2 separate regions of the Mus musculus genome follow, and region 1 is linked to region 2. The links are chromatin loops, found by intact Hi-C in ENCODE. Cell type or tissue: gastrocnemius. All regions are shown on one strand. Each heading gives the region's core, and the rest is flanking DNA. Links, peaks and the distances in the headings are about the cores only. Region 1 overlaps Slc49a4 (solute carrier family 49 member 4). Region 2 overlaps Sec22a (SEC22 homolog A, vesicle trafficking protein).

Evidence for each region. A loop is a pair of places that touch in the nucleus more often than their neighbours do. Peaks named below come from ENCODE experiments on the same cell type or tissue, not always from the same donor. Only the 100,000 strongest peaks of a DNase experiment are listed, where the experiment ranks them.
Region 1: it touches region 2 in a loop (2.6-fold over the local background); 3 of 42 quality-filtered maps call a loop at or near these places.

The regions. Positions count from the first base shown.
Region 1 is chr16:35,702,951-35,707,343 of GRCm38, reverse strand. It overlaps Slc49a4 (solute carrier family 49 member 4), which reads left to right. Exons shown (of 9, transcript NM_153550.4): 8 at 2,408-2,590. Among named protein-coding and RNA genes, the nearest start is that of Gm25967, 17 kb to the left of the region's middle. In gastrocnemius, for the core only: no CTCF peak of the experiment used is centred there; a DNase peak (open chromatin) is centred at 2,303.
Region 2 is chr16:35,316,949-35,321,341 of GRCm38, reverse strand. Sec22a (SEC22 homolog A, vesicle trafficking protein) reads left to right here. Exons shown (of 7, transcript NM_133704.4): 6 at 2,473-2,538. Among named protein-coding and RNA genes, the nearest start is that of Sec22a, 45 kb to the left of the region's middle. In gastrocnemius, for the core only: a CTCF peak has its summit at 1,769; no DNase peak of the experiment used is centred there.

The sequences.
Region 1 (4,393 bases), core at 137-4,136, 390 kb before region 2:
GAAATAGAATATACTATAGAAGCTTCCAGTAACCTTCCATCCCCAGCACACCACACATGAGTCATGAGTGAGTAAAGAATGCTTAACGCGTGTGTGACTGACATCCAGCCAGTAGATAGTCAACACGGGTGTTATGACATCCAGCCAACAGATAGTCAACATGGGTGCTGTGACATCCAGCCAGTAGATAGTCAACACAGGTGCTGTGACATCCAGCCAATAGATAGTAAACACGGGTGCTATGTTATGCTTTATTTTTACAAGTCTCTTGAGTGTGGGGCTGAGGCTGGAGAGGTGGCTCAGTGGTAAAGAGTGCATGTTGCTCCTGAAGAGGACCTGAGTTGAGTTTGCAGCACCTGTAACTCCAGGGCCAGGCCAATCCAGTGCCTTTGGCATCCTGGGCACGTGAACTCACATGTGCATACACATCTTCATATGGACAGTCAGTCTCAGTGTCTCTGTCTGTCTCTGTCTCTCTGTTTCTCTCTCTCTCTCTCTCTCTCTCTCTCTCTCTCTCTCTCTCTCTCTCTCTCTCTCTCTCTCTCTCTCTCTCTCTCTCCTCTCTCATTGAGGGAAAAATCAAAGTCATGGGCAGCAGGGTGGCTCAGCTTGCCATGCAGGCCTGACCACCAAGAACCCACTGAAAGGTGGAAGGAGAAATGCAGCTCCCAGTGTAATCATCTCTGTCCACACGAGCTCCACAGCACTCACACACGTCATACACACATGCATGGCAATACGATGCCTAACAATAGAAAAAGAGACCCTCTTGAAAACTATGGCCTGTTTTAATGGGGTGACTTGGCCGCTCGTATGACTGTAAAGGGGCCACTGTGTCACCCAGCAGTAGGGCTAAGGTGCTACATCATTGTTGTTCTCTAGTTTCGTGTCACAGAGTAATTGCCAGCCATTTACATTTTTAGAGGGCATTTTAGACTTTATGATCCTGGAACATGAGCAGAAGTTGGGGTGGGGGTGGGAGGGAGCAGCAATGAGGTCAACCAGAGAAGTCCATTAGAAACTGGTGGCACTGCTCTTTTCCTACCCGAGGTAGGTGTTTAATGATTGGAGCCAGCTGTGGCCAACTCTGGTGCTCTGAAATGCCAGAATCTGTGAATGATATGTAAGAGATTTGGTTTAATGCCATCACTTTCTGCAACTCTGCACAGCAACTTTTTCTTAATGAATATTTATAGTAAAAGTATTTTTCTTGTAACTTTATAATACATTCTATGCATTATTGTCAGTAGATATCTTTATGAAAATATAGGTACATATTCTAGCTCTCCTCCACAGGCTCTGTTCCACCTTGAGACTTGAGTTACTGACGGCATATGGGCAGATAGGAGCTGTGGTAACACTGGAGTGGTGTGCTCTCAGCTGAGTGTGCCTACAGGAACCACAGCGCATCCCCTTCAACAGAATGCACTACAAGTCACATTAGTAGGCTAACCTGCTAATCTAGCCCTCCCACCCTCCTCCAATCAATTTTTATATATTGATTGATTTTTGGAGAGAGTGTCTAAGTAGCTCAGACTGGCTTCTAACTTGCAGTCCTCCTGCCTCAGTTTCCCCAGTGCTATGATTAGAGGCCAGCAGCCTCTGGCCTCTGGCTGGCTCAGCACAGTGTTAGTGTATGTTCTTGTGGTATAAACATACCTTATTTTAAAAGACTGTGGCACATAACTCCCTCCCTGCTGAGGGCTATCCCTCCTGTGTTCTCTGGAAGGATGCTGAGTGCCTCGTGCAGCACTCGGAAGCCACTGTGAACCAGTCTCTGCATGTGTCATTTTCAGTACCATTTCATGTGCCTGACATTTATCCTTGCATCTTAAGTTCTCCTCAACATCGTAAAATGAGACAAGATTTGTTCATTAACTTACTGCGTTTTATTCCCTTACCTCATTTGCCTGTGACTCAGAGAAAAGTGTATTTTTATTTTTATGAATCTTTTCATCAGAAGCCTTTTTTTTTTTTTGCTATCTTTATTTATTGTGTGGTGTATGTGCCACACTGCACAGATGGGGGTCAGAGGACAGCCTGGGGGAGTCCTTTTTCTCCTCCCACCTGCAGGTCCTGGGGATTGAACTCAGGTCATCAGGCTGGAAGATGGGTACACCCACAGAGCCATGATGCTGGCCCAGAATGACTCTAATGCTAAGTTGCTTTTGTGCTTTGGGATAATCCACCAGAAAGAGAAAGCGAGTAAATTGGTACTCACTCAGCAACAAAGCCTGTCCTTACTGCAGAAAACCAGAGCAAGGTGGTAACAGCCGTGTGCCGGTCTGTCAGACTTCAGCACCACGGGGAGGACACTCAGCTCCAGGACTGCTCCGCGGGCGTCCCGTCTGCCCTGACTCATCGCCTCTGCCGTCCGTGAACTAAAGCCTGTGTGTTCTTGTTGCAGTGACATTGTATGCCTCCTGCATCCTCCTGGGAGTGTTCCTGAACAGCAGCGTCCCCATATTCTTTGAGCTTTTTGTGGAAACGGTCTACCCCGTTCCAGAAGGGATCACCTGTGGAGTTGTCACCTTTTTAAGTAATATGTTCATGGGAGTGCTTTTATTTTTTGTCACATTTTATCATACAGGTAAGAATTCGATTATTATTATTATTCACTATCTAAATGTGCTTTGAGACAGGTTTGTGAAACTGACAGATAGGGGACTTGTGTGGAGAGTTCTCACTAAAGCATATTACTTTATGGAGCATTCACATGCTAGTACAAACAGTGACCACAAACAGTTGTGTTTCTTGAAGTGTGTCCATGGGCGCTCCCACCCCTAGAAGGTTTGAATTAGCCGGAGTGGGGCAGAGTGTTATTTTCTTTCATCAGTGACTGGCCAGCCCAGCCCTGGCCACGTGACTCCAATGCTCGAGTTTGCAAGACAGTCACTGGTGATATGACTTTTAAACTACGTGTAGACTGAGCTCTCTGAGCCCACAGTGAATTAGTGTCGGGGGTTTGTGTGGTTTAAAGCCCTGGGGATGAATAAGAGTAAGTCAATAGGCTGAGCTGTTCTCTGAAGCAGGCTACTCCAGGAGGTCACGCTGTTTATTGGGAGCTTCTGACAAGCTCGTAATTGAAGTAATAACTGTGTTAACCTCCTTGGCCAGAAGATATATTTTCAAAACATTCAAAGCAACAAAGCAAAATCATGGCAACTTGAACTTCTCCAAACTGCACAATGTATCCAAATGACAGGGATTTTTATAACATGATTAACAGCAAACAAGATGGCCCCTGTCAGTCGGGGCTGCAGGTAAGGCTTTGGTTCCACTACACCAGGTGCGGGCTTAGCGGGCCACCAAGGGAGGAGCACTGGTGCAGTCACTGCCTCTTCTCTTCTGCTTCCAGTACGGAAAACACCACCTGTTAGGGAGAGGACATCTGCCTTCTACACAGAGCCTCGCATCTGCTGTGTTACAGCTTTAATTCACTTCAGTTGTGTCGAAGTGGAAATTGAGGGTCTGTCGCCTTTGCATGGCAAAGCTTCAGAACTAGTGTGTGTCCCTAGCACGACAGAAACAATTTTTCAGCTGATGGGCCCAGGTTTACTAAATGTCTGTGCAGCCATGCAGAACACGGTTTTTTCCTGTGAACTAGAAATACTTTCTTTCCTCACAGTATTTAAACGCAGCAGCTGATGTTGGATAATGTTATTCCCCGATGACTCTCTTTCCTTGGCTCTAGGTATAACATTATTGATCAGTGTAAAGCAGGAAGGCACCATAACCGCAGCACTCTAGAACTGCGTCCTACTCAGTTACACACACACACACACACACACACACACACACACCCGTTGGACTCTTTGTTAAGGAGAGTTTAGTTTCACTCACTGTTTTAGACGGTCCTTGCATGATGATGTACCAGCTCTGATGAAGATCTCTTAGGGCATGGCGAGAAAGATCACAGGGCAAGATGACGAAGACTAGGGAGGGGCAGTCAGAGTTTCCCACAGGAGCTCACCTCTCAAAGGTTCAGCACCACACATGGCCATGGAAGACTCAGGCCACGTTTCCATACTGTCTTACTGCAGAAGAACACTGGGTATTTGGTATCCGCTGCTCCTCTAGGTCCAGCAGCAGGGTTTTGTTTTGTTTTGTTTTGTTTTGTTTTGTTGGGGAGGAGGGGCTTGGGGGATTGTTGAGTCAGGGTTTCTCCATGTAGCCCTGGCTGTCCTGGAACTCACTCTGTAGACCAGCCTGGCCTCAGATTCAGAGATCTGCCTGCCTCTGCCTCCTGAGTGCTGGGATCAAAGGCGAGCACCACCACTGCCCAGCTGCCAGCAACAGCCAGTGGTAGATTCATCAGAGATTGACACCTGTTGTGCTGTAGCTGGGACTCATGCATAGTGGCCAGAAAAGTACCAAGCACCGTTTCTCCTAT
Region 2 (4,393 bases), core at 196-4,195:
TCTGTCTGTCTATATCTATATCTATCTCTCTATATATATATTTATTTTTAAGTTGGTAAATCTGATTTCATGTTCAGAGTAATGTGTAAATTGGATTATTTGCACTTGCTTCCTAGCTTTGTTCTGAGTTTAGAGATGTTAATAAGGTTGTTGTGAGTTGACACCTCAGGAGTGTATAAGCTTTTATCACACTGTTTATAGTGCAGGGGTTCTTCTAACGATCAGTTTTGAAATGATGATAATTAGATCAAGGCGAAAGCAGAGCTACTTTTCATATGGAGTATTAGAAAATGAATCCTGTGACAATAACAGAAATGCTGCCCTGGAAGTCAGGAGACCTGTGATCTCTTTGCCAGTAACTAGCTCGTTGCAGATAGGATGCTGTGGGTCTCATATTGAAGTGTGCAGGATGGAGGCTTAGACTCCACATGCCCAAGGACTAGAGAGCACTAATGCCCTAGGGTCCTCAGACTCGAGAGTTGTTTGCAGTACTTACTACAAAGCAGAAATGAGTTAAGAAATAAAAAATACAGCTTGTGAATAAAGATTTAAGCACAGACTGCCTCTGGAAACATGCTTTGAGGTATTGTAAAATCAATTAAGAAAGATTTCAAATGGCAGTGTACTCTCAGAAAAAAAAAAAAAAAACCTGTTACATTATAGGACCAGTAATTAGGTCCTGTGATATGTTGAAAGGCTATATATTCTTTCACATATTCTGTGGTTGATGTATTTACCATGTTAGAAAGTGTTTATGACTCAACCAAAATACTAAAGAGCAGCATGCAAAAGTATAGGTTCATTTCTTTGGGGATGGAGAGTGGAGAGGTAGAGAGAAAAAGCCAGAAACACTCGGAAAGGTTAACAATCATTGTTCCTTTATATAAGAACAACATGGACTTCTTTGTATAGTGTGCGTGCGTGTGTGTGTGTGTGTGTGTGTGTGTGTGTGTGTGTGTGTGTGTGTGTACGCGTATTTGTGTTTTGAGACAGGCTTTCTCTATATAGAGCTGGCTGTCCTGGAACTCACTGTGTAGACCAGGCTGGCCTTCAACTCAGAGATCTGCCTGCCTCTGTCTCCCAAGTGCTGAGATTAAAGGCGTGCGCCACCACTGACTAGCTTGAACATAAACTTTTATAATTGGGAAAAAGGACTTAAAAAAATAAGCAGTTTAATTCAAGCCTTTGAATTAAAAACGTAGAAACTGTTGAACTGCCTGCTTCTGGGGCAGAACTGGCCTGAGCATCCTAGGGGGATTAATAGTTTCTGTTCCAAGATCTCACTAGCATAAGCCACTCTGCCTTGTGGCCTGTTCTGTACTCAATCAACTGCACTAAAGCAATTTGCTTTTCTTTCTATTGTATACCGATCCTTCCACCCACATGGGCAGAGAGAGGCACATTTGGTGGCACAGTCTTGTAATGCCAGCACTTAGGAAGCTGAGCAAGGGGATTGAGCATTTGAGGCCAGCCTGGGCTACATCATGAGATCCTGTAGGAAAAAGAAAATTATTTTTCCTAAAATAAGAGGTCTAGTGTAATGTCCCTGCATGGAAGAAAAACACTCCTCCTTCCTTGGTTTTGTGTACTGTTCGTCCACACAGTGAAGGAAGTTGAATGCCGGTACTTGCTAGGAACAAAGGACAAGTGTATGGTTCTCTATTCTCACAGGCTCTGGCTATTCTTCCTTACTGTTTTCTAGCTCAGTGACATTATAACCAGGCCTGATCTTTCTTTTGGGGATTTAGCACACTCTAGTGGACAGTAGCTTTTCAGTCACCACAGTTTTATTTATCATGCCAAGTTACTTTATTAGGCAATTCATTTATGTGCTTCCGGGGAGTAGAGCTTGTCAGATTGTATTTAAGTGGTGAGCCTCACGAGCAGGGGGAGCTTGCTCACTGCCAGGGTGGAGTGCATTTTCATGTGGCTTTACTGGAAGAAGAGGTTTTCTGTATTGTGAGGAAGCTAGCTTTTCCTCGGTGCTTCTCATCATCCCTGGGGTGACAGGCTGCTGATAGGTGAAGTTAAGACACAGAGAATGCAGGCAGTTTTCTTCAATGTCCCATTCCTCTGCCTTTTAAATTTAAATGTATCTGTATGCATGGGTGTTTTGTCTGCATGTATGTCTCTGTACCACTTGTGTGCCTGCCTGGAGAACATGAAGGTCAGGAAGGAAGCACTGGATCCCTCGCACCTGGACACATTGTCAGTCCCCATGTGGGTGCTAGGAATTGCACCTCTGTCCTCTGGAGAGGGAGTCAGTACTTTTAGCTGCTGAATCAGATCTCCAGTTACTCCTCGCTCCCTGCCTTACCATGTGTTCTATATTTCTATTTTTTATACACCACTTTGTAAAATGTTTGAGTGTGTATAAACATAAACATATCCTATCCTGGTAGATTGTTTTTGGCTTTTTTTTTTTAAGTAAGTACTGCCAATCAAAAGGTAATCTTGATTTGTTTTTTACAGAGTGATGGTGAGGATCTTAATTACATTATTGCATTTTTCCTTGGGACAGCAGCCTGCCTTTACCAGGTAGGTTTCCTCCCATTTGTAACAAACACTTCCCCATTGCTATTTGTTTCAGATGTCGGGTCTCATAATTGCCTGTGTGTTTAAAATACATAAAAATGGTGTCTGAGTTATTTGCCTCTCCTATAATTTGGTCTTCTGTTATCTTTGTAACCTACACGTCAATCTTGAGTTGTAGGCAGATGTTCACAGTGGACTTAGTCCTAACCCTTTCTCTGTGGTGGGTTATCAGGGGTGCCACGTCATGTGCCTGCGGCAGAAAGGCTACTTCTCAGTTGTCTAGTGAGAACGAGAGGATTTGTGCTCTGGAGGAAGCCATTAATAAGGAGTGACACAGCAAAGTAATATTTTAGGATTTTTAAGTAGGCATGACTTTTCAGTAGAGGCGAATAGGATGGATTGTAAACAGAAGGACTGGCAGTTAGGAAACCAGTTGGGAGATGATTCTAGCAATTCAGATGGAAAATAAAGGGAGCGTGAAGTTTGGCAATAGCAGCAAGGCCGTGAAAGAAATACTGCCACTGAGAAGGAAGGCCAGTGAATGTGTAGACGACTCGGGGTGGGGGTGGGGGCAGGTTCTGTGCCTGGCCAGTAGGGAGATCAGTCTCAGGAGAGATGGGAAGAATGGCCATGGCAGTGAGGAATACTCAGGAATAACTTTGTTAGACCATAAGGAGCAAACAGGGTCCACTGACCCAACCTTTATAAGTGGCGTGTTCCTTTGGCGTCTATGGGAAAAAGAAAGAAAAGGTAGGACTATTTAAAGCTCAGTGTGGACCTAAGACTACCCAAAATTTAGTAGGACGCCGGGGGAAAATACTTTGATAGGTATTTGAGCTCTACACAAACATACATTATACATTTTAGTTTTAGTGGCTTCACTTTAAAATCTTTAAACTTTCTTAATGTTATCTTTAGAAGTCTTATTAAATTTGACAGGTTTCAAATGACACTTCATACAGGTAATGTGACGCCATGTGTTTGATAGTGGAACACAGTGTGCTTCAGTTTGCACAGTGTTCTCTTGAGGGTTTCCCACTTTAATCCTACACCCTGTCATATAAGATTATTGTCTCATTTATAAAAATGAGGACAGAAGGACTCAGTACTGTTCTGTGGCAGCATAACAGGAAAAGGGAGGAGCCGAGGCTACTGTTGCAGAGTTAGAGCACAGGTTCACTCCCCTATAGCATGCCACCTCTGTGCCCAACCAAGTCACTAATCCTGCTTCTTTTTCTTTTTAAATTGTTTGTTCGTGATCGAGTGCTGCAGCACCATTTCTTTATCAGACTGCTTTCTTCCACGGAATTGCTTTTGCACCTCTATATGAACTCAGTTGGTGTATTTTGTGAGACTTTCTGGGTTCTGAATTACGTTAGTTTGGTCTATTATCCTTCTACCACAATCATATGGTCTTTATTACCCTAGCTATATACCACCTTAAATTCAGTTTTCCTAATAGTTACAGAATGATTCACATTTTCTATTTCAGCAGATGAAATTATGGTAGTTTGGGGGTTTTGTGGAAGTGGTCTATTTTATCTAATTTATATGTATAGAGTTGGTAGTCATATCTCTATTCCTTTGGTGTCTGCAATGTTTATGATAGTGTTTCTTTTCTGATGTTGGTAATTTATATTGTCACAGTTGGTCCTGTCAGTTTCTATGTCACTGTTTGAACCAGCTGTTCAGTCCATCAGGGTTTTTGTTTTGTTTTGGGGTTTTTGGGGTTTTTTTTTTTGTTTTTTTTTGTCCCTCTTCTGTTTTTCTGTTTTCAATTTTATTGATTTCTGCTCTTGTTAGAAGTTAGAAGTTGACCTTTCTAGGTTTCATTTCAGTTCTGGTTTTGTCTCACATG